Regions from separate parts of the Homo sapiens genome. Here all the other regions are linked to region 5. Evidence: chromatin loops called from intact Hi-C (ENCODE). Cell type or tissue: heart left ventricle. All regions are shown on one strand.

Region 1 (4,000 bases), 150 kb before region 5:
CAGAGAGACTGTGAAAGTCCAGTTCAGCTGGGAAGCAGGGAGGGGGTGAGCGTCTCCATCGCCTCCCAGAGCCATCTCGCCCAGGGGCAGGTTACCAGCTTCAGGCCCTTGTCCTCACTCCCCACCCCCTGCCCCACCCCCCACTGCTTGGTGGGGGCCTTGGGCAAGGCCATCCGGTCGGGAAGGGGGACATGTTCCTTCTCTGCTCCCCCAGGGGCCCTATGGCTCCCACTAATTGTTCACAGTTCATACCCTTGGCTCTCCGCCCCCCTCCCCCAGGGCCTGCCTGGGCGCTTCTCCTTTGCCCTCACCCTTGTGTGTGTGTGTGTGTGTTGTTGTGTGAGTCCTGAAGGTCATGTGGTCACCCAGTCTCTGTCTTTGTCTGTCTAAAAGCTAGTATGGCACAGTGTGCATGTGTTTATGAACACGTCCCTCCCACCCGAGGGTTCCTAGCCTCAGAGTCAAGTCCCCCTGGGCCTTTCAAGGCTGTAAGAGGTGATTCTAGGGGCTACAGCAATAGAGACCCAGCCAGAGGGAGCAGGAGGGCTCCAGCCCACAATTCCAGGAGCCCCACGGCCAGCCACCTCCGGAGGAACACACGGCCTACGTGAAAATAGCCCGCGGCACAGCCACAGCACCTGGCGTGGCTGAATTCCTCTCCTGCCCCGCTCAATGCCCAGCACCAGCCCGACACTGCCGTAGAGGAACTCGGGAGCTGCTTGCATTTCAGAAAGGGCCCCTTCACCACAGTTAGAGAGCAAATAAATGGGTCCTCTGGGGCTGGGGCTGGGGCTGGGATTCCCTCTGTAGCCCCCTTCCCCACTGTGGAGGCCCCTTTCCTCCACACACCCTCACCCCTGCAATTCCTTACCTGGAGCAGAAACAAGGTTCTACCCAGGCCATGGGGCCTGGCCATGCAGGTCAGCCCTGGGTCCTGGTGGAGGACCCAAAGTCTCCCTGCTGAGGACCAACGTCCGGTGGCCCTAGCTGGGGTGACATCACACAAGGGGCTCGCACAAGGCTTCTGTCTTCCAGGAAGGAGATGGGAAGAGAGATCTCCCTGCAAAGGCTGGAAAAGAAATCACGTCCCAGAATTGTTGGCAGAAGGTTAATTGGATGCATTTGTAAGCTTGTTCCTGGGACAGGCATGTTAATAGCACTAAAACATCTGAAAACTTCCAGAGCTACACGGAGGAGTTAATAGGCCTGGAGAGTCCAAGGTTACATTGAGGCACCTCCCAGCAGTGGAAAGAGCAGTGGACCAGGAGCCTGAGAGCCTGAACCCCTGGCTCCTCACCACATCTCACTGTGGTCCCCAGGCAAGCCCTGGCCTCTCTAGACCTGGAAAACATTAGTGTGGAAGGCGGGTCGCCTGGGTCGTCCGAAGGAAGCCTCACTGTGGTCTTGTGTGGTGATGTTATCATTATTTCCGTTTTGTGGAAGAGGAAACTGAGATTCCTCAAATGAGGTGCAATTTGCCACTGCTGGTGCTGGGGTCAGTACTGGAGCCTGACTGCATGCCAAGGGCTAAAATCACAGGGCTGGACCAAGGGCCAGCCAGAATAGACGTTCCCTTGGTGTCCACTGGGAGGCGCCCTAGACTGCTTCTCCTAGTTGGCACCAGCACCTGAATCCCTCAGCCAGAGTGGTTTCCCCTGAGTGATCTCTGGACAAGGTGGGACTGGGGGCTGCCAGCTCCTGGGGCAAGGTCAGGAAGCTTCCTGGTCCTCCCTCCCCATCCTAGCCACCTCCATGAAGGAGCCTCCTGCTCTCACCTTCCAAGGGCAAGGGAGGGAAGAGTGAGGTTTCAAACCTTCCCTCCTCAGGCCCCTGGGGAGCCCATGTATCAGATTGGAGTCAGCTATAAATGTCAGAGGCTCAGAGAGGGTTAGTCACTTGCCCCAGGTCACATAGTCACGTCCGTCTGATTCTGAAAACCTAAACTTGGTCCTGATTCAGGCGAGGCTCACGGCAGATGTGGTGGGATTCCGTCGGTCACATGGCCCACAGCAGGCAAGAAGGTGCTGGTCAGCTGGGCCTGCAAGTCCCACTGGTGGCAAAAGGGCTGAGTCTCGTAGAGGGGGTTCCTACAGTCACTTGAGGGTCCAGGGCTGCGTGCAGGTAGTCAGGGCCAGGCATGGGAGCTCGTGAAAGGGCAGGAGGAGGCATTCAGCCAGTGGATGTCCTTGGCATCAGGGTCCGTGTCTGTATCTGAAAGTGGGCATGTAAGTGGGGGATGGGGTGGAGGCAGAGGGCTGCGGCTCAGGCCCAAGACCCCAGGTCATGCTCGCTCAGAATTCAAGTTTGTCAGCTTGTTAGAAGAATGAGGATGGTGACAGCCGGGGATCTGGGGAGGAAGGAGGCCTTTGGAGATGGGAGTTGGGGAGGCTGTGATTGGGGGATGTTGAGCAATGGCTTGAGGAAGTCGAAGGATCAACCTTCCCGAGTATTCCGAGTTGGTCTGGAGCTGACGGGGAGTGGCTGGGCTGGGTGAGGGGAGGTGACAGTGACATTGAGTTTGGGGACACAGTGCTCATCTCTCCCTGCTGGGCTTTCTGGAAGGTGGAGGACAACAGGAGGGAAGCCGAGCATCCCAGGACAGAGCTTTGCAAAGTTACAGCTGGTTCCTGCCCTCTATACTCAACTCTAGCAACTGTGACTCTCTCCTAGAGCAAGCCTGACCCTACTGAGACCCCTACCAACATAGAGACCACCTAACCCAACCCGTTACTCAGGTCACCTCACCACAGCAGAGGCAGGAGCAGGCCCAGGGCTGGAGAGAAGCCCATCCCCAGGCCCCAGGGCTCACAGCAAAGCCAAGGAGACAAGCAGCCACCAGGTGCACCGGATTAAGGCTGTCCAGGTAGGGGGCTCCATTTCCCCGTAGACAGAGGTAGCCAAGGGGACTATAGGGCTAGAGGAGGCATCCTGGAAAATCCCAGCCCTTCCCCAGCAGGTCACAGAACCGGCTCTCCCAGCTGAGGCCCTTCCCTCCCAGCAACATGTCCAGGGGCACCTGACTTGAACTATAAATAGAGGATGACGGAAGGCTCCGGAAGCCCAAGGGAGGGCAGGAGAAAGGAATTCTGATTCTCCCCCAGCGAGGCCCTGCAAGGCTGCACTGACAGAGCAATCTCTTCGAGGTTGGATAGGAGTGCCCCTGGCATTGGAGGTCCAGGAGGGCCATTCAGGCAGAAGGAACAGTCTGGGGAAGCAAGGAATGGAGCAGGCAGGTGGCTCTGAGAGGCTGGACACAGGCTGCAAGGGACTGCGGCAGTTCCTGAGACCCAGTGGCCAAGGGCCCTGAATGTCAGGCTAAGGGCTTTGTTCTGGAGACCTGAGTCTTGGTCTCAGGGCCGTTCTGGTTTTGTGGTGAGGAGTTAAGAGTAACACACAATGGGGGGAGGGGGGAGGGATAGCATCGGGAGATATACCTAATGCTAGATGACGAGTTAGTGGGTGCAGCGCACCAGCATGGCACATGTATACATATGTAACTAACCTGCACAATGTGCACATGTACCCTAAAACTTAAAGTATAATAAAAAAAAAAAAGAGTAACACACAAGGCCGGGTGCAATGGCTCACGCCTTATAATCCCAGCACTTGGGGAGGTTGAGGCAGGTGGTCACTTGAGGTCAGGGGTTCGAGACCAGCCTGGCTAACATGGTGAAACCCTGTCTTTACTAAAAATACAAAAATTAGCTGGGCGTGGTGGTGCACACCTCTAATCCCAGCTACTCGGGAGGCTGAGGCAAAAGAATCGCTTGAACCTGGGAGGCGGAGGTTGCAGTGAGCTGAGATTGTGCCACTGAACTCCAGCCTGGGCAACAGAGCAAGATCCCATCTCAAAAAAAAAAAGAGTAACACACAAGAACATGTAACATACAAGAACAAGGTCACCTGGAGCAGAGTACCAGAAAGTACATGGCCATCTTTCCCCGTGGAATGGAGGAATACCATGGTGTGCCAGAGACTATAACTATTCCCCAACATCTGT
Region 2 (4,000 bases), 100 kb before region 5:
GAACAGTCTTCATGGAGGTTTGCTGGGGGAACTTCCTTATCTTTTTCTCAACCGGAAAAGCTGTAGGTGGAGGTGAATGTGTATGTGTGTATGTGTGTGTGTGGTGGTTGTTGGGGATAGCCTCCATGTGATTTCAAGGGGATGGGGTCTGTTTGTGTGTGTGTCGGGGAGACTTGAGATAGAGGGTTGTTCCTGGCTGCCTTCCACACTGTGGGCAGGTGGAGGTGTGGCTGGGCATGAGTAGTGCAGTATAAAGCCAGCAAAAGTGGATTTCTCAGGGTGGAAATAATAATCCTTGACTCTAGGAAGCCTGGCTCACCTGCAAACTGCATTCTCAGCACAGGGGAGGGCAGGATGCTGCCACAGACCCAGGGATTTTGCCCTCTTACCTGACCCATCAGTGAAGGGTAGGGGCAGCACCTGTATTGTGGGGAGCGTCAGTGTATGTGTCTCTTTGTGTGGGCAGCATGTCTGTGTGGGTGTGTGTGTGGGGGGCATCATGTCTGTGTGTGTGTGTGTGTGTGTGTATGTAGGTGATTACGTGTGTAGGTGTGTGCAGGGAGGTCTCTGTGCCTACCATACCACTAATGGTTCATTTCTGGGTTTTTCTTATCCTTAGGAGACAGGTCTCTTCTCCTCCCTGCCCCAGAATCAAATCATCCAAATTCTGTAGAGAAATGAGTGTTCACCTGATTTAGACTGTGCTGAGCCGGCAGAGAGGCAGAGGGGACCAAGAGAGGTCCAGGGTTGGAAGGAGAAGGAGGGATTTCCTTCCTACCCTCCGAAGTGCTAGGGTCAAGGAATAGAGGGGAGGATCAGAGGAGGAGCTGCTGCTATAGAGGGATAGCCAGAGGCTGAAAAGTCTATTTTCTTCTTTCGTGGGGCTGGGTTAGGTGAGGAGGGTCACTAGGCCAAACCTCCTACCGAGGGCAGGGATCTTAGCCCTTTCGGCTCCACCTGTGTGCGAGCTTGCAGAAAGACCGGACTGGCGGACCCAGGCTCAGCGCTGCCAAAAATTCCACTCCTGGTTTTTGCACACACCAGTCCGTCTGCCCCGGACCGCCGCGGTGTTGAGTCCGGAGCTGACGCCCTCGAGCCGCCAGCAAGCGGAAAACCCGGAGTGGATCTCCACGCCTTTTGGATCGGAGCCAAAGGGCACCTCGGAGGAGGTGGCCGGCTCTGCGGCCCTGCCCGGTGCCAGGCCGCGGCCATCGGGGGAGCACGGGCTGGGGGTGGGTCGCGCAGCGGAGCCGGATCCCCTGGCCGGACGAGCCCGGCCGTGGGGCTCGGCGGCCCTCCCCGCGGGGACTGCGAGGCGGGCGGGGCGCGGGGCGGCGGCCGTGCCCTCGGGGCGGCTTCGGGCGGCGGCGGGCGCGGGTGCAGTGCGGCGCGCGGCCGGCAGCGGGCGCAGGCGGTGGCTGTGGCCGCGGCGTTCGGCGGCTGGCGGGCGGCGCCGGCGGTGCCCCGGGCGCGCTCACACACGCGCTCACACACACACATACACACGGCCTCGTACACACACACACGCTCCGGCGCGCACACGCGGCGCGCAGGCCGGAGGGAGGCGGCTCGGCGCTGTTCGGCGGCGGCGGCAGCGTGCTCCGCGGGCGGGCGGGAGGGCTGGCGGGCGGCCCCCGCTCCCCGGCTCCGCGGCTAGGTGCAGCCCGCTCGGCCCCCGCCCTCGGACCCGCCCCCGGGGGTCGCCCGGCCCCATGCCCAGCGGCGGCGGCGGAGCAGCGCGCGGCCGCGGGCGGCTCTGAGGAGCCCGGAGGGAACCGGCGACGAGGGGACCATGTACCGGGACCCGGAGGCGGCCAGCCCAGGTAAGCGCGGCCCCGGCGGGCTGGGGCGCCCCGCACCGGCGGGCAGGACAGCGGCAGCGCCGGACGCCGTCTCGGAGCCCCAGCCTGGGGCTGTTGTCCGCCCGGAGCCGCACGGGCTCCCCCAGGGGTCATCCCAGCCCCGGGGGCGCGGGATCGAGCGGCAGCGGCTCGGACCCCGGTCCCCCGCAGTCTGGACACTGCCAGGCTGGATGTCTGGGACCGGCTTCGCAGTGTCCCCACAAGGACCTCTCCCCCACCCCTCAACAGCCCAAGGACAACGTGTGTGGCGGAGCGAGGAGCCGCTGCCCCTGTGGGAGCCGGGCAGTGCCCTCAGAGGCACCCGAGGCTCCCCAGCACCGGTGCCCCGGGGGTGCCAGCGCTGGCGGACCCCAGGGCGAGGATCCCGGCAGCTCTTGGCCAAGGTTGCGGGCACAGGGGAGCGGAGTGGCATCGCAGTGCCAACTGTGAATTGAGAGGGTGCCAGGGGGCAAGTGGGAATCTGGTGCGGCAGCTGGGCAGGGAGGTTCTGGGGGGTGGGGAACTGCAGGGGCGTTGATGGGTGAGACGGGGGTGCCTGAAGGGAAAGAGAGCAGGGGCTCATGAGAATGGGGGTGCCAAGAGAATGTTCTCCTAGGTTTGGGGAGGGGGAAGCAAACAACCCCAAACTCTCTCCCGTCCTGGGGTGGGGGAGGGCCGAACTCCTTTGCCTTCTGCTTCGCCCGCCAGGGGAGTGGCCTGGGAGCCCACTGTCTGCTTGGTATCCTCTAAGCCAAAGCCGAAGAATCTTCCCGTCTTCCTCGGAAATTGCTCTGCCATTTCCTCCTTGGCTCCTGATGCCTCCTCACCCAGTGCCCACCTGTAGGCAGGTCCCCTGCAGCTCCTGCCCAGGCTCCATCCCCGCTCCCACCTGGGGTGCTCCACCCAGTCCCAGCACCCCCAGTCTGCCAGTTCTGGCATCAGGGTCTGTTTCTGGGCTTCTCTCTGATGCTAAAAGCACGACTCCCCAGCCCAGGATGTGCTCCCAAACGAAGAGCCTCCAGGCTCCCTCCTGCCAGCCTCCTGGGGGCGGCGGTGCTGTAGGGAAGGAAGGGCTCTAAGACCCTGCACAGAAGGAGCCTGCAGCCCTGAGGCTCCTGAAGGCAGTCCAGTGGGTGCTGGCTTTGCCCACTGTTGCCCTAGCCCCACATTTGCTCTTTCCCCTCTAGGGGCAGCCTCAGCCTGTCCCTGCCTCCTGAGGAATCGGCTCCCACCCCCCATCGATTCTTTTCAGTCCAGTCGATATTGAGGACGACCCACTGGGCGCCAGGCACTGCCCTCACTCAGCACTTGGATATGAGGGTGAGAGATTCAGTCTCCTTCTCTGGAACCTTGCGCCCTTCTCTGAATGTCCTCTAGGTGAGGGCTGAAGGGGCATTGCCTGTGGAGAGCCCTCCCCTCATCTGTCTGGACCTAGGTCACCTACCCTGGCATCTTCGTCGAAGAGGCCGCCGGCTTCCAGCCCATGGCCCGTGGCAGGAGTATTCTCTTGCTCTGCTCACCTTCTTAGAAGCCAGTAGCTTAGTTCAGAAGCCAGCTCTGGGGTATGAGGATGGAAGGTAGGGAAGAAATAAGGACACTATCCATCCCCTCGCCCACCAGGCTGGCAGCCTCCCCTCTGGCCTGTTAGGCCACTGGCCTGGGGCTGTGCCCTCTCCCCTCTCCCTCCCTCCTCTTTCCTCCCATGCCTGGGCACCATGACATCACCACTCCTCCAAGCACCTCTGCCCTCACCACGGAGGCCAGCTTGACGTGCTTGGCATCTTCTAGGCAAAGGGTCTGGAGTCCAGTACCATCCCTGGTGTGCTGGCAGCCCTCAACTCTTCCCTCACCCCCTCCTTGAATGGGCCTCTCTGGCTGCAGTTGGGACCTGTCTTGCCCACCCCAGTTGCAGCTGCGGGACCCACCAGTGCCTGTGGTAGGGCAGCTGTGACTGGGAAAGGGGCTGGCCTGAGGCTGACTCCTCTCCGGTGTGGGCATTGGGCTGGGTGGGGTCAGACATAGGCTGGAGAGGGCACAGTCTGCCTTTGAGCCTAGTCATCTGGGGTCCTTGAGGAGTCAAAGATCTCATTCTGGCCTCTGCCCTCTGGCATCCCTGCCCACCTTTGTAGGCTCTATAGTTCCAGGTCAGATTTCCCTTC
Region 3 (4,000 bases), 90 kb before region 5:
TTCCTGGAGTCTTCCAGTATCTGTCTCTCTGCCTCTGCCCCTTCTGTAATCTTGACCGTTTTCTGGGGCACCTTCTCACTTCCTCTCTCTCCATAGAGGGGAGATTCCTACCCCTTCCTGTCTCTCTGGCTCCTGAGATTCCTCCTTTCTTCCTGCGATGTGTCCCTGTTTTTCTGGCTCCTCCTGGCTCCCTCTGCTGCCCCAGAGCCCAGGTCTCTCTCACTTACTCTGCATGGACATGTTCAGGCTCCTTCCAGCTTTTTGTCCCCTTGCTCTCTCCCACTTCAGAGTCCCTCCCTCCCCAGCATCCCTGCCTCCCTTCTTCCAGTTCTGTGGAGCTCTTTGCTCCTCCATCAGCATCCCCTGCCCTGACAGAACCCTGACCCAGGCAGTTTCTGTGGCTGGAGCTGCTACCCAGTACCTCCACAACCCCCCTGCCCTCTGTGGGTTGAGAAAAGGGTCAGTCCAGGGCCGAGGGACTGGCAGCCCTGCCTCCTAATTAGCAGGAGGTAATTGCCTGGAAAAAAAAATTCATTTAGAATGAGACTCCGAGACTCCAAGTTAAAGCTGAGCCAACCAATGGACCCCGGGGAGTAGGAGTGGGGAAGCAGCCCAGGTCATGGCCTCAGGAAGCCCCTCAGGAGATGAAAGCCCCTAGGACTCCCTGCCTGGCTTGTCCCCAGCACCCCAGCCTTGGGGAAGTGGGAAGAGTACACTGGACTGGGTGTCCCACCGTCTTTGCCTGAGTTCTGGTTCCACAGCTCACTGTGTGACTTGGGGCAAGCCATTTATTCCTTGGAGCCATACTTTGCTCTCCTACAAAATCAGAACAGGGCCATCCCTGCCCACTTCACCCCTCAAGATCATGAGGGTCAATTCAGACAGTGGCTCTGAAAGCACTTGGCAGGCTGTAAAGTGCTACAGAGTTCAAGGTGTTACTCTCTTCCTTCATGTGGCTCTCAGCCAAGAGGTGAGGATGGTGGGGGGCTGGAGTGGTCTTGGAGAAACCTGAGGCATAGTGTGGCCTCTAGAACATGGAAGGATGATGAGGTAGATCCAGCTGAATGGCAAGAGTAAGGGCAGATGGATACACTCTCCCATGCCCGTCTCAGCACTCGCTGGCTGCACCAGCCTGAGCGGTCACCTCCCTTTCTGATCCTCACTTTCCTCATGTGTAGGAGGCTGAGCATGATGCTCCCTCCTGGGGAGGCAGGGTGGCTGGAAGGCTAAATGAGATCATGTTTGCACAGCTCTTAGCACAGTGCTTGGCATACAGTAAGTGCTCAATAAATGATACATACCAGCTATGTCTACTGTAATTGAAGGCTATTATCTTGACTCCCTTGACTCCAGAGAAGCTGTGGTTTTGGGTGCTGGCTTTTCACGTGGTATTATTTGTTTTGCTTTTTGTTTTTGGAAGGGGGAGAATCTCTACAACCCAGTAAGGTTCATATCAAGCAGCCCCTAGAAACACCAAGCAGATCTGCCTTTCAAAGAGCCCCACCTGTAGGGTGGGGGAACAGGAGTGGGCTGCAGTTATGGCATTCTCCTGCAACCCCTCACTTTTTCCTGGGGCGGGTATGGGCAAAGTTCTTGTTTGGGTGGGGGAGAGGTGTGGAGCCTCTGCCCTGGGGGAGGCCTTTGTGTTCATCTTGGCGGGACTGGCCCTGCCACAGAGGAAAGGTTGGTGTTTGTTTAAACAAGCCTTCCCCACCCACCTTGGAGGAGGGAGCAGGAAGTTTTGCCTGCCCCAGGTCTGGCCAGCTGGGTTGAGGCTGCACTGTGACCCAGGCAGCCCCAAAGCGGCCAGGATGCAGTCAGACAGGCTGGAGTGTGCGGGTGTCGGGCAACGCCGCAAGCTCTGAGCGCCAGATTGCCCCGGGAGCGGTGAGGGGGCGGCGGGGGCCGGAGAACCGTCTGCCGCTGCTTCGCCGCTGGCCCAGGCCGCCGCTGGGGACCGTCTGTGCGCCCGCCGGGGTGCAGTGCCCGCGCCAGCCACCAGGAGGCAGTGCGGCGGGCCCCCGGGAGGGAATGGGGCGTGGTATTTACCACGTTCGCGGGGCGGCCCTTTTTGTCCTGAGTCAGGACTGGGGTCTTCAGCATCCGAGGACCTAACTCGAGGAAAGGGGGCTCTTGAGGTCACTGGGTGCTGCCATAGCTTCAGCTGAGGGTTGATCAGGGAGGCATTGGCAGAGGAAGGCGGAATCACTATGCACAGTCTCTCGGATCCTGCTCGCTGGGAGCTGCGCAAAGGGCGACCTGGAAGAGGGCGCAGCCCCAGGACTGAGTTCTGTTTCAGCACCAAGGACAAGGAGCCGCGTGGCCGACAGCTGTTTCAGCACCTTGGACAGCTCTGGGGGGCGGGGCGCTCAATGGCTCCATCCTAATATTTGCCGTGTAAATGATACCCCTGAATATGATAGAACGGCATCTCGTAGAGGGAATCTTAGACCCTGCATTCCAGCCAGGAGGCTTAGGACCAGAGAGTTGAGTGAGTAGCCTGAGGTCACACAACTGGAAGTGACAGAACAGGATTCAGATCCGCAGTGGTCTCTCTATCCATTTCTCCCGCCCCTGGATTCCCACTAGTTATCTCTGTCCTGAAACCTTTCTGGGAGCTTCACATTATGTTGCATCCCCAGGAGCCTTTGAGCTTGCAAAAATTAAATGCACTCCCCTCCCCAACCATAAGCCCTGGCCATGGATTTGAATCCCAGGATGGAAGATTTCTAGCTCTGGTGGCCTTCACGGCTCCAAGCCTCAGGTGGAAGGGCATTCGGGCAGGTGGCCCGTGAGGAAGCCTATGACTCGGGGAGATAAAGTTGAGTCATCAGCATGAGGAGCTTTTAAGTGCTCTGAGATCCTCAAATGAAACATAGCATACAGTTCCAACCCCAGCTTCTTTGCAGCGTGTATTATTAATAACAATAAGATGCTGATTTAGGCCAAGGCACAACAATGCATTATTCATAGGAGTAACTAGTGGTCAAGGCCCACACTTAATCATCACACGTCCCTGATCCTGCCTCTGCTCCGCATTCCCGGTGAAGAGCCCCCTCCCCATTCTGAGCCCCTCCTTTCTTGGGCTCCTGCTGCTCTGACAGACGTGATCATTTTCACAGCTGCTCAGGTGGCTCATCAGCTTTGGGATCAAGGTGGGTGGGGAGTGTGTCAGGTTCCGAGCTAACTCCTGGCTAGCCACTCTTCAGTCTGGGCTCCCAGCTCAGAGCTGGCACCTGGCCCTTTCCATCCTGAATGGCTTTGGCCTTGATGACTTCTGGGCTTAGCAGCTCTCTGGGGTCTACAGATGGCCAGTCTCCCCTTCCTCCTCTTTTGAGGCTGAATACTGAAGCCAGATGCACCAGGCCTCCCTAGGCCAGGAATTGTGGGAGGTAGGGGTGGCTGTGGTGAGGTGAGGTGAGGTGAGGTGAGGGGGTCACTGAGCAGAAGATACCATCACCTCCATTAAATTCAATAATGCATGTGAAACCCTCAGTAAACTGTGGAACACTTTATAAACTGCTCTGCACTGTACAGATGTGAGCCATTATTACCAAGGCCATGTCTCGACTGGAAGAGACAGCAGAGGTAGGGAAGGCATGGACAAGGTCCTCATAGCTCACCAGGTCTCGCTCTCTGATGAGGAGTAGGAGTGCTTGTGGATCCCGACATGTCCCTGTCCAATTTCTTGCCGGAACGGCTGCTGGCCCATCCAGATAATCCTTCATTCACTGTTTACTCACTTGGCATCTCCTCTGAATTCTAAACCGTCTGCATCTAGCCGGCCTCTGCGGCCCCAGCCAGCGCACTCTCCCTAGCTCACTCACACATTATCTGTTTTTATTACAGTCAAGGTTGAGGAAGCTTGCTCGTGCTGAGCCCCCATTTTCAGCTACTTGTAACTTTCCAAAACAATTCCCCTTGGGCTTCCTCTTTTGCTAGCCTAGTTCCCACCCTGGGTGAAGCCCAAGGGGTTGTGGGCACCTCCAGGGCTTTCCAA
Region 4 (4,000 bases), 260 kb before region 5:
ACCCCCGGGGGCTGGGAGCCATGGGCAGCGTACCTTGGGGGACAGGGTCCCCCGGATACTGATCACCACTTTCTTCTTGTCATGGTCCACCGCCACGTAGAAGGGCGTTTCATAGACCTAGGAGGCGGGCAGCTCGTGAGCCTGAGCGGCCCTGGTGGGGCCACACTCAGGGAAAGTGACCTAGGCAGGTCTCCTTCCTGGCCAGGAACTCTGGCTCCACCAGCCACGGAGCCTCTGCCGCCAGAAAGGCTGACGGGCTCCCAGGGTCACTGGGGATCTCCTCCCGATCCCAGCCACAGGCCTGCCCTGCCCTCCCCGCTCCTTGCTGGCTCTGGCAGCCCTGAGTGCCACCACTTGCCCCTGAGTCCAGGTGATGGCTGCCCCTCCCTGCTTCTGCCCTCAATTCCTTTCCCTAAAGGGCTAGGGCTCGGCAACCCAAACACTGGGTGTGGGGTTGATGTCTGCTTTCCCAGCCCCAGAGGTGGTACAGGCAAGCCAGGGTCTGGGGAAGAGAAGGGGGCCACCTCTGGTCTGCCCAGCTAGGGATGCCTGGAAGCTGCAGCCAGCCAGCACCAGCCAAGCAAGGGCTCCTGCCGGCCTGGAAGGATAGCCTCAGCACCCTAGGCCCTCAGCTGCCTGCTCCTGACACCAGGCCCCAGCCCTGCCCGGCCTCACCGCATCATGGCAGGAGGTATAGACGATGTCCACCGCAGTCATGTTCTCGTCCAGGAAGTGGCGCCGGATGGCAATGGCATTACAGCCACAGCAGTTGTCTTCCTCGATGGTGACTCCAGGGGCGAACCGCGGCCTCGCAGGACACAGGCAACACCTAGGGTGGGGTGACAAGAGAGTTCAGGGCCAGGGAGTCCCCGAGGGAACAAATGTCTCCTGCCACTGTCCCTGGAACCAGTTCCAGTTGGGCATTCAGCCCCACTGCCTCTACCAAATTGCCCTTGCTAAGTCCTAGTGACCCCCACGTCACCAAATCCACTGGCCACTCTTAGCCTTCCTCTTAACTGAGCTCTTGGCGGCACCTGACCCTGTGGGCCCTTCCCTCTCCCCACCTGGCTGGGGCCCCCTCCTCTCTGGGATCTCCCCTCCGGGCAGGGCCTACTCAGCGATGCACCCAACACTGAAGCCCTGGGGTCCCTCTGGGGGCACTGGCTCCTCCATGCACTCATGCAGTCTTGTGTTTTAGACACCATCTGCATGCTCAGGAATCCACCCCAGGCCTGCCCCAACACCCAGATGCTTCCATCCAATGGCCTAGCCAGCACCTCTCTCGGACACCTGACACCCTGCCAGCTCTCAAACCCCTTCCCTGCTTGTGTACCCCAACCCTCCTGAGGTCTTCCCAAGGCCCCTCGGTGGCTTGGCCTCTGGCTTGCAACTGTCTGTGGCTCCTCAGCCCTCACCCCCACGGCCATGCCACTCGGTCAGTACACGTACTCGGCTTCCCTTCAGACTCAGAGCTGGACTCCAGGCACTCCCTCACCTCCCCTACCCCTGCCCTGGCAGCTCTGCCTGGGACTGTCATGGTGGCCTCGACTGGCCTCCTTGCACTTGCCCCTACGCTCTCAGCTCAGCAACAGAGTGGCCCTTTTAAGATAAGTTGAGCCACATCATTTTCTTTTTAAGACCCTACAGCAACGCCCTGTCTACCCCACCTGGCTCTGGTCTCTCTGACCTGCTGCCAGCGTGTTCAGCAGCACCTGAGACAGCGTGGCCTGGCCCTTGCTCCTCTGGGCCTCTGTTCAAACGTCCTGTCACAGTGAGGTCTCTCTTGCCACCTCATCTAACAGCCAGGGCTCCCCAGGCCCCCAGCACTCCCCATCCCAGGCACCTGGCTTTATGTGGGTCCAAAGTGCCCATCCGCTCCACCATGTGCCCTATTTGCCTTGTCTATGCGCTGTCCGCCTCCTCGCTGGGCAGTGAGCACCACAGAGAGGTCCACAGCTGTATCCCCAGCACCCAAACAGGGCCAGGTACACAGTAGCCTCCCCACAGAAATGAATGAGGCAGCCTGGGAGCTGGGCACCCAGCTAGGTGCAGCGGCACCTCAGGCCACCAGAGGGAGCCAGCATCCAACTGCTAAGGCACCAGACGCTGGAGCCCACGTGACTGGGCCTGCCAGCTGTCACGGGATGACAGCTGAGATTTTATTAAGAAGCTTGGATTCTGGTGATGCTAGGAGGTTTGTCTTCACTCAGAGCATCACCTGAGTGACTATTACACACTTTCCAATGGGGAGAGACTTTGCTGAGAAAGCCACAGTGCTTGCTGGGGGGACAAAGCCGATGTACAATGGGAGAGCATGGTCCCCCACACTGCAGGTCAAGTGGTGATGGGCCAGGGTCTAGGGGCTGAGCTCCTGTGCTCGGCAGCTGTTCCCTCTCCAACCTCAGCTGAGCATGAGGCTGTAACAGTGTGGCCTTTGGAGACTGGAGGCTTGAGTTTGAACCCTTGCTGTATCACTTCCTGACCGCAAGGGCCTGGAGGTCACTCAGCCATTCTAAGCCTCAGTTTCCTCTTCTGTAAGAGCAGGTGGTGACAGCTACTTCACAAGGCTGGTGTGAGATCAAGGGTCCAAGATGCAGAAATGGTCTGGCCTATAATAGGTTCTTAATAACGAGTGGCTCCTCGCTTCTCCGGTGACAGGGCTGCCTCTGAGTCAGTGATGTGTGGGCCAGGAGGACCAGTCAGGGGAGCAGGGCCAGCACCCCGGATGGGAGGGCCCTGGGGCTCATCCAGGGCAGGGCTAGGGCCAAGCCAGAAGCAGGCCTGGCTCGCTGTGCTCTGCATGGGCTGAGAACTGCTGCCAGGGGAGAGGCCTGGGCCCGAGGCAGATGGGCAGCCCTTCTCCCTCTGGCCAGGCTGTTATGGACAGGCTGGGGCACTGGACTCTGGCCTCCTCCCAACACCCTGGGCTGCAGGCCTGCCTCTCTCTGCCCCACAGGCACCTGGTTCTTCCAGGCAGGGGCCTGGCTGGGCCCTCATGAGGTCTAGGGACTCTGCTCTCTCTGCAACACTAAGGCACCTAATACAAATGCCAGCACCCCTCCTGTCTGCAGAGCACCAGAGAGCCCTGCCTGCCAGTGATACCCTGGGTTCTGAAACACCCTATGGGCAGGCAGGACAGATACCACCTGTTACAGTTTAGGAAACAAAGGCTCTAAGAGCTGTCCCCACACCACCAGTGAGTAATGGAGCCTGGTGCTCATTTTGAAGAGTTCTCTGCCACAGCTGGGACTCCCAGGGATGCAGGCAAGAATGCCAGGCACATGCAGCTGACAAAGATGGGAAGGGGGCATGAGGTGCTCTAGTCCTCTCTGATCAGTCGCTGGAGGGATGGTGAGAATAAGGCCCCGAGAGCCACCCAGCTTTCTGAGGACAGGGAGGGCGCTGCAGAGTGGGTGTGGCTGCTGTGGGTCCCAAGGGCAGGGGTGTCAAGGAAAGAAGCTGCTGCCCAGCATGCCAGCCTTTCCAGAACGGGAGCCCAGGGAACTGTCCTCCTTCTGCCTGGCATGAGCTGAGGGCGGAGACACCCAGGACAGGGAGGGGTTCCTCCTGGAGCAGGCGCCCTTCTCTGGCCCACTTAGGAATGCAGAGTCCACCCAGCCCCCAAGCGGTGGGCTGAGCGCAGAGCTAGGCTGCAGGCCAGGTCTGGGGCTAAGGCCTTTCCTAGATCCTATGAAGAAGGTTGGAGCCTTAACTAACAGGCCTTCTTGGTGCCTTTTCAAAGACCTCTATGGATTGGGCCTCTCTACTAGGAAAGTCCTTTCTTCTAGAAAGGCAGAGCACATGAGGGGAGCCGAGAGAAGGGAAGATGTGGGCAGAAGGGAATGGCTGAGGGGGCAGAGAGAGAACGCCAGAAGGGGAGGGGAGGCAGCAGTGTGGGTGTTATGCAATATCTCATCTAGCCCTCTCCAAAAAATTCCACGAGGTATGTATCAACATCTCCACTTCGCAGATAAAGAAACTGAGGCTCAGAGAGGTGGAC
Region 5 (4,000 bases):
AAACCACCACTACAGTGTCTTTGAACCGGGACATGGGAAGGTCGCTCACCACTGTACGGGAGTAGTCCCATCATGCAGACATAATGGGCGTAAGTAACCTCGACAGCACAAATAATAGAAAAATGTACTCACATAATTAAGGGGTGATGAGTTTTAGGTATTTTTTTTTGTTTTTAATATAATTCATTAAATTGCAGGTTTAAGTTATTTATTTATTTATTTATTTATTTATTTATTTATTTATTTATTTGAGATGGAGTCTTGCTCTGTCCCCCAGGCTGGAGTGCAGTGGCACGATCTCAGCTCACTGCAACCTCCATCTCCTGGTTCAAGCAATTCTCCTGCCTCAGCCTCCTGAGTAGCTGGGATTACAGGTGCACGCCACCACGCCCAGCTAATTTTTGTATTTTTAGTAGAGATGGGGTTTCACTATGTTGGCCAGGTTGGTCTCGACCTCCTGAGCTCAAGTGATCTGCCTGCCTCAGCCTCCCAAAGTGCTGGGATTACAGGCGTCAGCCACCGCGCTCGGCCAGTAATTTAATTTTTAACAATGGCAGAGTTAAAAACCAGCTTGCCAATTTCCTGGAAGTTTCGCCTTCAGCTCTCCTGAGCCGGTAGAGCTGGCTTCAGAGCACCCCTGCTCTCAGGGGAGAGTGAGGTATGAATGAAGGCTGAATAAAGGGAAAGGAGGCATCTCCTTTCCTCACCCAGGAGATGCCCTTGCCGCATTCATCCTGTAGTGACCTGGCCTGCCAGGGTGGAGGCTCACTCGTGTCCTCACCCAGCCCCCCATGGGAAGGCAAGCTGAAGCACGTTTGGCACCCACCCTCCGGACTAACGATTCTGTTCAGGGATCACAGGGCACAAGGACACAGGAGTGAGTGCACACAGCCCTGCCCTCCAGCAAAGTGCTCCCATTCTACTACAGAGGCTCGTGGGAGTTCCACACACGAAGCACAAAGGGTGAGACCACCATAGGTGAGGTGCTCACAGGGTGAAGGGAGAGAGGGGCCCTCCTCTAAGTGTGCCTGGATAAGTGGCTACGAGCAAGAGCTTGGACTCTGAAGCCAGATGGTGTGGGTCCTGTCTCTGCCACTAGATAACCGTAAGACAGTGCATGTTCCTTGTGCCTCAGTTTCCCCTTCTGGAGAATGAGTATAATAATGGTAACTACCTGCAGGGTTGTGGTACGCACGAAGCATTTAGCCCAGTACCTGGCACACGGTAGGTGCCATCTAAGAGCTAGGGAAAGAGGTTCCTTTTGAGTACTCACTGCCTGCTAGGCAAAGGGTTGGGCCTAAGGGTTACAAACAGGAAATCCACATGGCCCTGGCCTCAGAGAGCCCACGGTTTAGGAAGGATCTCAGATGTAGCAAAAGAAAGCTCACTGTGGGAGCCCGAGTTCAAAACCTGCTTCTGCTGTGTGTGACTCGGGGCTTCCTCTCTTTGAGCCTGTTTCTGTACCTGCAGGCAGGGATAACTGTGCCTACCTAGCAGGGTCGCTGGTGGATTTGAAATACCCTATGCACAAGAGGTAACAGGCCTGCACCAGGCAGAGATAAGGAAGGGCCCTCTACGTGGAAAGCCCGACAAACACAAAGGCGGAGACAGGTGTCCAGCAGGCTGGGAGCCCTGACTAGTGCAGCGTGGCTGGAGCACTGCGTGGGGAGGAGAGGCTCAGCTGGGAGAAGCAGCCCCCAGGTAGGCTGTAGCCAGGTTTTCCTTTTAGCAGGTGGAGGGGGCAAGGAGGGGTGGTAGAAAGGTTTGAAATCATCCCTTAGGGCTTCTCTTAGGGAGGCTCTAGGCTGTAGCCGACCAAGGACCTGGGCAGGAGTTCAAGGGTCGGGGATCAGGGTCTGGCCGGCGCTGTCCCATCAGAGCCCCCATTAGGTCCCGTCCTCCCGGCGGCCCGTGGGTTTTTTGCTGTGTGGCGACACCCAGCGGCCATAACTCGGAACTGCAGGAGATGCCGCAGATGAATCCCTAAGACCGGGGTCGGGGGGTCCTAGGAGTTGGGGACAGAGCAGCTCCGTCGACCTGGCCACAGCCCCACCCCAAGCCTCACTCACCCATCCCTCCAGAACAGGAGGGTTGCGTCTGGGCAAGGAGTGTTCCGGGAGGGCAAGCGCTGGAGCCCACAAGGAGCGGGAGCCCAGGTGCCAGGTGACCCAAGAGCAGCGTGACTTTTGGACCTGTCACCTGTGGACCTCAGTCCTTCTATCTACAAAATGAAGGAACAGACTAAAAGTCCTTCCATACTGGAAAATCTAGGCCCACCTCATCCCACTCCCTTCCCATATCTGTCCCCATTTATTCAGCACTTTATTGTGCCAGAGCTGAGCTACGAATCACCTCATCATCGCTTTTCACTCCCGGCTCTACGTGGGAACTACTATAATCCTGCCCATGTTACATGTGAGGAAACTGCCTGAGGCCTCGCAGACAGGGAGGAGTGGAGCTGGGATCCAAACTCAGCTTTGACCCTGGAATCTATGCCCCGCCCTCTGGAACACACCAGCAAATTCTCCAGAAAGCGCCGGGACCTTAGCACTGGGCTTTTCCAAAGGGATGATTTTCCAAAGGGATGGGCTGCCCTGGCCAGATGGGCAACTGCCTCCTACTTTCTAGCTCTGCCCAGTCCTGGGCAGTAAGATTCCCGTTTCCAGCCGGGCACAGTGGCTCATGCCTGTAATCCCAGCACTTTGGGAGGCCAAAGCAGGCAGATCACCTGAAGTCAGGAGTTCGAGATCAGCCTGGCCAACATGGCAAAACCCCGTCTCTACTAAAAATACAAAAATTAGCAAGGCATGGTGGTGGGCGCCTGTAATCCCAGCTACTCGGGAGGCTGAGGCAGGGAGAACTCCTTGAATGCAGGAGTAAGAGGTTGCAGTGAGCCGAGATTACACCACTGCACTCCAGCCTGGGCGACAGAGCAAGACTCCATCTCAGAAAAAAAAAAAAAAGATTCCCCTGTTTCCCTCCCATACGAAGGCAGAGGCTACAGACACACTAGGTTAGCAGAGAGGACCCAGTGAGAGGACATGCTGGGTCTCAGCCCATAGAGTTCCTTGGCTGGGATCAGTGGGGTAGGCCCTAACAGGCTCCCGAGGCCAGAGCACACCACCACTGAGTGCTGAGTCCTGAGCAGAGACAGACATCTGCGCTCTGTGCTGGGCCATGTGGGCTGCAGTTCCCTAAAAGAGGATTAACTGAAGTGAATGAGCCACACACCACCAAGTGTGTGTCATTTTGCTTTGGTTGATGTGGGTCTTTATAGCCGCCCTCAGAGGGAAGCCAGGGCTCTTGTAGGGAAGAGACAGGTTGGCATACTTCAGCTTAATGGATAGAAAAGCCTCCTAACACACAAAATAATCCAATAGGGGAACAGGCTGCCCTGGGGGGAGTGAGTTCCCCATCCCAGGAGGCATGCAACAGCTTGACAGGATGACAATAAGAGCAAACTTTCACTGGTTCGTTAGGTATCAGGGACTGTTTCTAAGCACTTCCCATGATTAGCACAATTAAACTTCACCGCATTCCTACCTGGTGGGTGGTATCAGCTCCTCCATTTTATAGATGAAGAAACTCAGACACAGAGAGGCTGCGTAACTTGTCACAGGTCACACAGCTACTAAGGGGAAAAGCCATTATTTGAACCCAGACATCCTGACTTCAAAGGTCATGCTGGTGACCACTTTGATATTGCCTCAAAGGTTGAGCTAGAGGTTCTCAGATCTATTTTCAAAATCTGACCTCCTATGACTTTTTAAATCTCTTTTTAAACCTGATTACCTCTATAGAGAAAAAAAAATAAAAAGATTTTAAGAAAATGTTTATAGAGACAGGATCTTGCTTTGTTGCCCAGGCTGGTCTCAAACTCCTGGCTTCAAGGGATCCTCCTGCCTCGGCCTCCCAAAGTGCTGGGAATACAGGTGTGAACCACCATGCTAGGCCTAAAAATCCTTTTAAAGAGTTCACCCCTCTCATGGTCCTCAGTTTG
Region 6 (4,000 bases), 160 kb before region 5:
ATATAGGGTAAATTCCTAATGTTGCCATGGCATTTGTAAATTGTGATGGCGCTGGTAGGAGTGTCTTTTAGTATGCTAATGCATTATAATTAGCATATAGTGAGCAGTGAGGCTGACCAGAGGTCACTTTCGTCGCCATCTTGGTTTTGGTGGGATTTGGCTGGCTTCTGTACTGCCTCTTGTTTTATCAGCAAGGTCTTTGTGACCTGTACCGTGTGCCGACCTAGCTCATCCTGTGACTAAGAATGCCTCACCTCCTGGGAATGAAGCCCAGTGGGTCTCAGCCTCATTTTACCCAGCCTCTATTCAAGATGGAGTTGCTCTGGTTCAAACATCTCTGACGCTGCTAGGCAGACTCATTGCTTTGTGCACCAAAGCTTGGGCTCTGGAGCCATGTGGGCCTGGGTTCAAATTCCGAATCTACCACTTTAGCCTAATCGCCTAAACCTCTCTGGGCATCAGCTTCCTCATACAGGCTAATAGTACCTGCTCCTCAGGGATCAGATGAGGTACTACATGCAAAGGGCTTCTCCTAGTGTCTGGCACATCATGATCCTTGTTTTAAGCATTTTATTAGCAATTTCTACTGCTTGGAGGGGAGCAAGGGAGCATGACTCTGACCCAATTTACCTGCCTCCACCACCTTTTTGAGAGAGGGCCTCACTCTGTCATGCAGGCTGGAGTTCAGTGACGGGATCCTAGCTCACTGTAGCCTCAGAACTCCTGGGCTCAGGCAATTCTCCCGCCTCAGCCTCCTATAGGTGGGTGCCACCACACCCAGCTAATTTTTTAATTTTAATTTTTTATAGAGATGGGGGTCTCACTATGTTGCCCAGGCTGGTCTTGAACTCCTGGGATCAATCCATCTTCCTACCTTGGCCTCCCAAAGTGCTGGGATTGCAGGTATAAGCCACTGCACTTGGCCTCAATTTACCTGTCCTTTTATACCTTTAATAATCATAAGAATTTTTGAGCTCTGGACTATTCCAGGTACTTTACAGGGTACCACGCCCATAAGGCCAATATGGGGAGCAAGGCATGGGAAAATGGGTGTCTTGCTCTAGGTCCCCTGATTGAACCCTGAGTTCTCTTCTATATGGATGTATACAGGGGTGGGAGGTAGATATAGGGCGGCCCAGCCTCTGTAACTCTCCCGGTGGTAGATTCTCTGGGATGGGAATCACTTCCTTTCTTTGTCCATAACACCAAGCATAAATCGTGGCACCTTTAAAGGAGCTCAAGCAGCCGGGTGCGGTGGCTCACGCCTGTAATCCCAGCACTTTGGGAGGCCGAGGCGAGTGGATCACTTGAGGCCAGGAGTTTGAGACCAGCCTGGCCAACATGGCAAAAACCCGTCTCTACTAAAAATACAAAAGTTAGCCGGGCGTGGCGGCGCACATCTGTAATCCCAGCTACTCAGGAGGCTGAGGCAGGAGAATCGCTTGAACTCTGGAGGCGGAGGTTGCGGTGAGCTGAGATTGTGCCACTGCACTCCAGCCTGGGTGAGAGTGAGATCCTGTCTCAAGAAATAAAAATAAAATAAAAAGGAGCTCAAGCAATGTTTGCAGAGCTCTCCCAGGGCTACATGCAGAGCAGCCCCGATGCTGGCGAGAGGTCACACGCTGAGAGCTGCAGTCCTCCGTGTGGCCACGAGGGGTCTCCACGCTCCACCGAATGGCTGGAGGGTCTCTCCTAAGGCTACGCGCCAGGCCATGGCTAACTCGGAGCCCCTGGACACTGGGCACGAGGGTGACAGGGTGGGACGCCAGGCCCTGGCCTCCCAGGGTGCTATCCGTCCTCCCTCCTGTCCTCCCCTGGGGTCAGGTTAGAGATCACCATGTGGTCCTGCCTCAGGCTGTCATGGCCTGTCAGGGGCTGGGGGCCTGCTTCATGTGGGCTGGATGCCTACTGTGTGCTCCTTCTGCCTGCTCTGAGGCTGTCGTAGCCTGTCAGGGGCTGGGGGCTTCACGCTGGCTGAACACCTACTGTGTGCTCCTTCTGCCTGCTCTGAGGCTGTCGTGGACTGTCAGGGGCTGGGAGCTTCACGCTGGTTGAACACCTACTGTGTGCTCTTTCTGCCTACTCCTTTTCTTTTTCTTTTTCTTTTTTCTTTTTTTTTTTTTTTTTTGAGACGGAGTCTGGCTCAGTCACCCAGGCTGGAGTGCAGTGGCGCGATCTCGGCTCACTACAAGCTCTGCCTCCTGGGTTCATGCCATTCTCCTGCCTGAGCCTCCCGAGCAGCTGGGACTACAGATGCCCGCCACCACGCCCGGCTAATTTTTTGTATTTTTAGTACAGATGGGGTTTCACAGTGCTAGCCAGGATGGTCTCGATCTCCTGACCTCGTGGTCCGCCCGCCTCAGCCTCCCAAAGTGCTGGGATTACAGGCGTGAGCCACCGTGCCCGGCGCCTGCTGGTTTTCTTTAAACCCCACTGTCACAACCGTGGGAGCAAGTGTTGTTTTATTTTTTTTTTCTTTTCTTTCTTTCTCTTTCTTTCTTTCTTTGTTTCTTTCTTTCTTCTTTTTTTCTTTTCTTTTTTTTTTTTTAAAGAAGTAAGCCTTTATTTCCTTGTTTTGCAAATAAAGCTGGCTAAGTTGGTTGCTTTTTGGTGATTAGTCAAAGAGACCCAATCCCATATCCTCGTCTGACTCCTCCCTCCGACTCTTCCTTGGCTTCATCCTTAGCTGGGGCTGCAGCAGCAGCAGCAGGAGCAGCTGTGGTGGCAGCAGCCACAGGGGCTGCAGCCACAAAGGCAGATGGATCAGCCAAGAAGGCCTTGACCTTTTCAGCAAGCAGGAAGTTGTCATCAGTCTCCACAGACAAGGCCAGGACTCGTTTGTACCCGTCGATGATAGAATGGGGCACTGATGCAACAGTTGGGTAGTGGATCTGCGGACAGACACCGGCAACATTGCGGACACCCTCCAGGAAGCGAGAATACAGAGTTTCCTCTGTGATGTCAAGCACTTCAGGGTTGTAGATGCTGCCGTTGTCGAACACCTGCTGGATGACCAGCCCAGAGGAGAAGGGGGAGATGTTGAGCATGGTCAGCAGCGTGGCTTCACTGGCTCCCACTTTGTCTCCCGTCTTGATCAGCTGCGCATCACTCAGGATTTCAATGGCGCCCCTGGAGATTTTAGTGATGATACCTAAAGCCTGGAAAAAGGAGGTCTTCTCGGGGTCCAGACCAGTATTCTGGGCTGGCACAGTGACTTCACATGGGGTAATGGCACCAGCACGGGTGGCAGCTGGCACCTTATTGGCCAGCAGCAGGTCCCTGATCTCAGTGAGGTCCTCCTTGGTGAACACAAAGCCCACATTCTCCCAGATGCGAGGCAGCAGTTTCTCCAGAGCTGGGCTGTTTTCCAGGTGCCCTCGGATGGCCTTGCGCGTCATGGCGTTCTTGCCCATCAGCACCACGGCCTTGCCGCAGAGGGACATGCGGATCTGCTGCATCTGCTTGGAGTTCACATTGTCTGCTCCCACGATGAAACATTTCAGATAATCATCCAATAGCTGGATGATCTTAAGGAAGTAGTTGGGTTTCCAGGTCACCCTGTCTTCCCTGGGCATCACGGTGGTGCGTCAGGGATTGCCACACAGGTTTAAAGACGATGTCACTTCCATGAGGATGCCTGGCAAAAGGCAGGCATTGTTTTCTACGCTGCCTGAAGAGTGAAGAGAGGTGAGGTTGGTGGGGTTGGGACTCCAACTCAATTCTGCCTCGTTTCAAAGCCTGTGTTCCTTTGGCTTCTCTCTACCCCTCTTAGCACCCCCAGGGCATCTCAGGCCTGGCGTCTGGACAAGCCGACTGGGCCTGAACCTCACACACCCAGTTGCTCACACAATCACACCCACACACACTGACACACACATGGGCCCCACACTCCATCCACACCTGGAACCTCAGAGCTCAGTAGGGATTTGATACTCAGTCCTTCAAACCAGCTTCTCATCGAGGGGGTGGGCGGAGAGGAGTTATAAGAGCAATTGCTGTA

What was found. Peaks named below come from ENCODE experiments on the same cell type or tissue, not always from the same donor. Only the 100,000 strongest peaks of a DNase experiment are listed, where the experiment ranks them.
Region 1: a loop joins it to region 5, with 8 times the contacts of the local background. A loop is called at or near these places in 91 of 110 quality-filtered maps.
Region 2: it touches region 5 in a loop (5-fold over the local background); 20 of 110 quality-filtered maps call a loop at or near these places.
Region 3: a loop joins it to region 5, with 5 times the contacts of the local background. A loop is called at or near these places in 17 of 110 quality-filtered maps.
Region 4: it touches region 5 in a loop (4-fold over the local background); 27 of 110 quality-filtered maps call a loop at or near these places.
Region 6: a loop joins it to region 5, with 8 times the contacts of the local background. A loop is called at or near these places in 91 of 110 quality-filtered maps.

Annotation. Positions count from the first base shown.
Region 1 is chr11:61,625,911-61,629,910 of GRCh38, reverse strand. It overlaps the pseudogene RPLP0P2. Among named protein-coding and RNA genes, the nearest start is that of SYT7, 47 kb to the right of the region's middle. RefSeq lists enhancers at 287-1,268, 2,624-3,184, 3,185-3,747 and a silencer at 1,460-1,754. In heart left ventricle, a CTCF peak has its summit at 1,584 (motif pointing right); a DNase peak (open chromatin) is centred at 1,600; H3K4me3 peaks cover 217 bases; H3K27ac peaks cover 1,562 bases.
Region 2 is chr11:61,578,613-61,582,612 of GRCh38, reverse strand. SYT7 (synaptotagmin 7) reads left to right here and starts at 1,537. Exons shown (of 13, transcript NM_001365809.2): 1 at 1,537-1,823. The coding sequence starts at 1,793. It overlaps LOC105369331 (a long non-coding RNA gene), which reads left to right. Exons shown (of 5, transcript XR_950166.3): 4 at 1-17; 5 at 620-1,207. RefSeq lists silencers at 1,087-1,246, 1,257-1,406, 1,427-1,516. In heart left ventricle, CTCF peaks have their summits at 916, 1,117 and 1,862; DNase peaks (open chromatin) are centred at 1,082, 1,432 and 1,701; H3K4me3 peaks cover 1,585 bases; H3K27ac peaks cover 266 bases.
Region 3 is chr11:61,565,705-61,569,704 of GRCh38, reverse strand. The region is part of intron 1 of SYT7 (synaptotagmin 7); the gene reads left to right. Among named protein-coding and RNA genes, the nearest start is that of SYT7, 13 kb to the left of the region's middle. In heart left ventricle, a CTCF peak has its summit at 2,014 (motif pointing right); DNase peaks (open chromatin) are centred at 2,036 and 2,324.
Region 4 is chr11:61,731,678-61,735,677 of GRCh38, reverse strand. DAGLA (diacylglycerol lipase alpha) reads right to left here. Exons shown (of 20, transcript NM_006133.3): 10 at 676-829; 11 at 34-117. Among named protein-coding and RNA genes, the nearest start is that of MYRF, 19 kb to the left of the region's middle. In heart left ventricle, a CTCF peak has its summit at 2,068 (motif pointing right); a DNase peak (open chromatin) is centred at 2,087.
Region 5 is chr11:61,475,779-61,479,778 of GRCh38, reverse strand. No RefSeq gene overlaps it. Among named protein-coding and RNA genes, the nearest start is that of SAXO4, 3.3 kb to the left of the region's middle. In heart left ventricle, a CTCF peak has its summit at 1,949 (motif pointing left); a DNase peak (open chromatin) is centred at 1,943; H3K27ac peaks cover 271 bases.
Region 6 is chr11:61,636,255-61,640,254 of GRCh38, reverse strand. It overlaps the pseudogene RPLP0P2. Among named protein-coding and RNA genes, the nearest start is that of DAGLA, 42 kb to the left of the region's middle. RefSeq lists enhancers at 593-1,120, 1,160-1,660. In heart left ventricle, CTCF peaks have their summits at 1,438 and 1,644 (motif pointing right); a DNase peak (open chromatin) is centred at 1,664.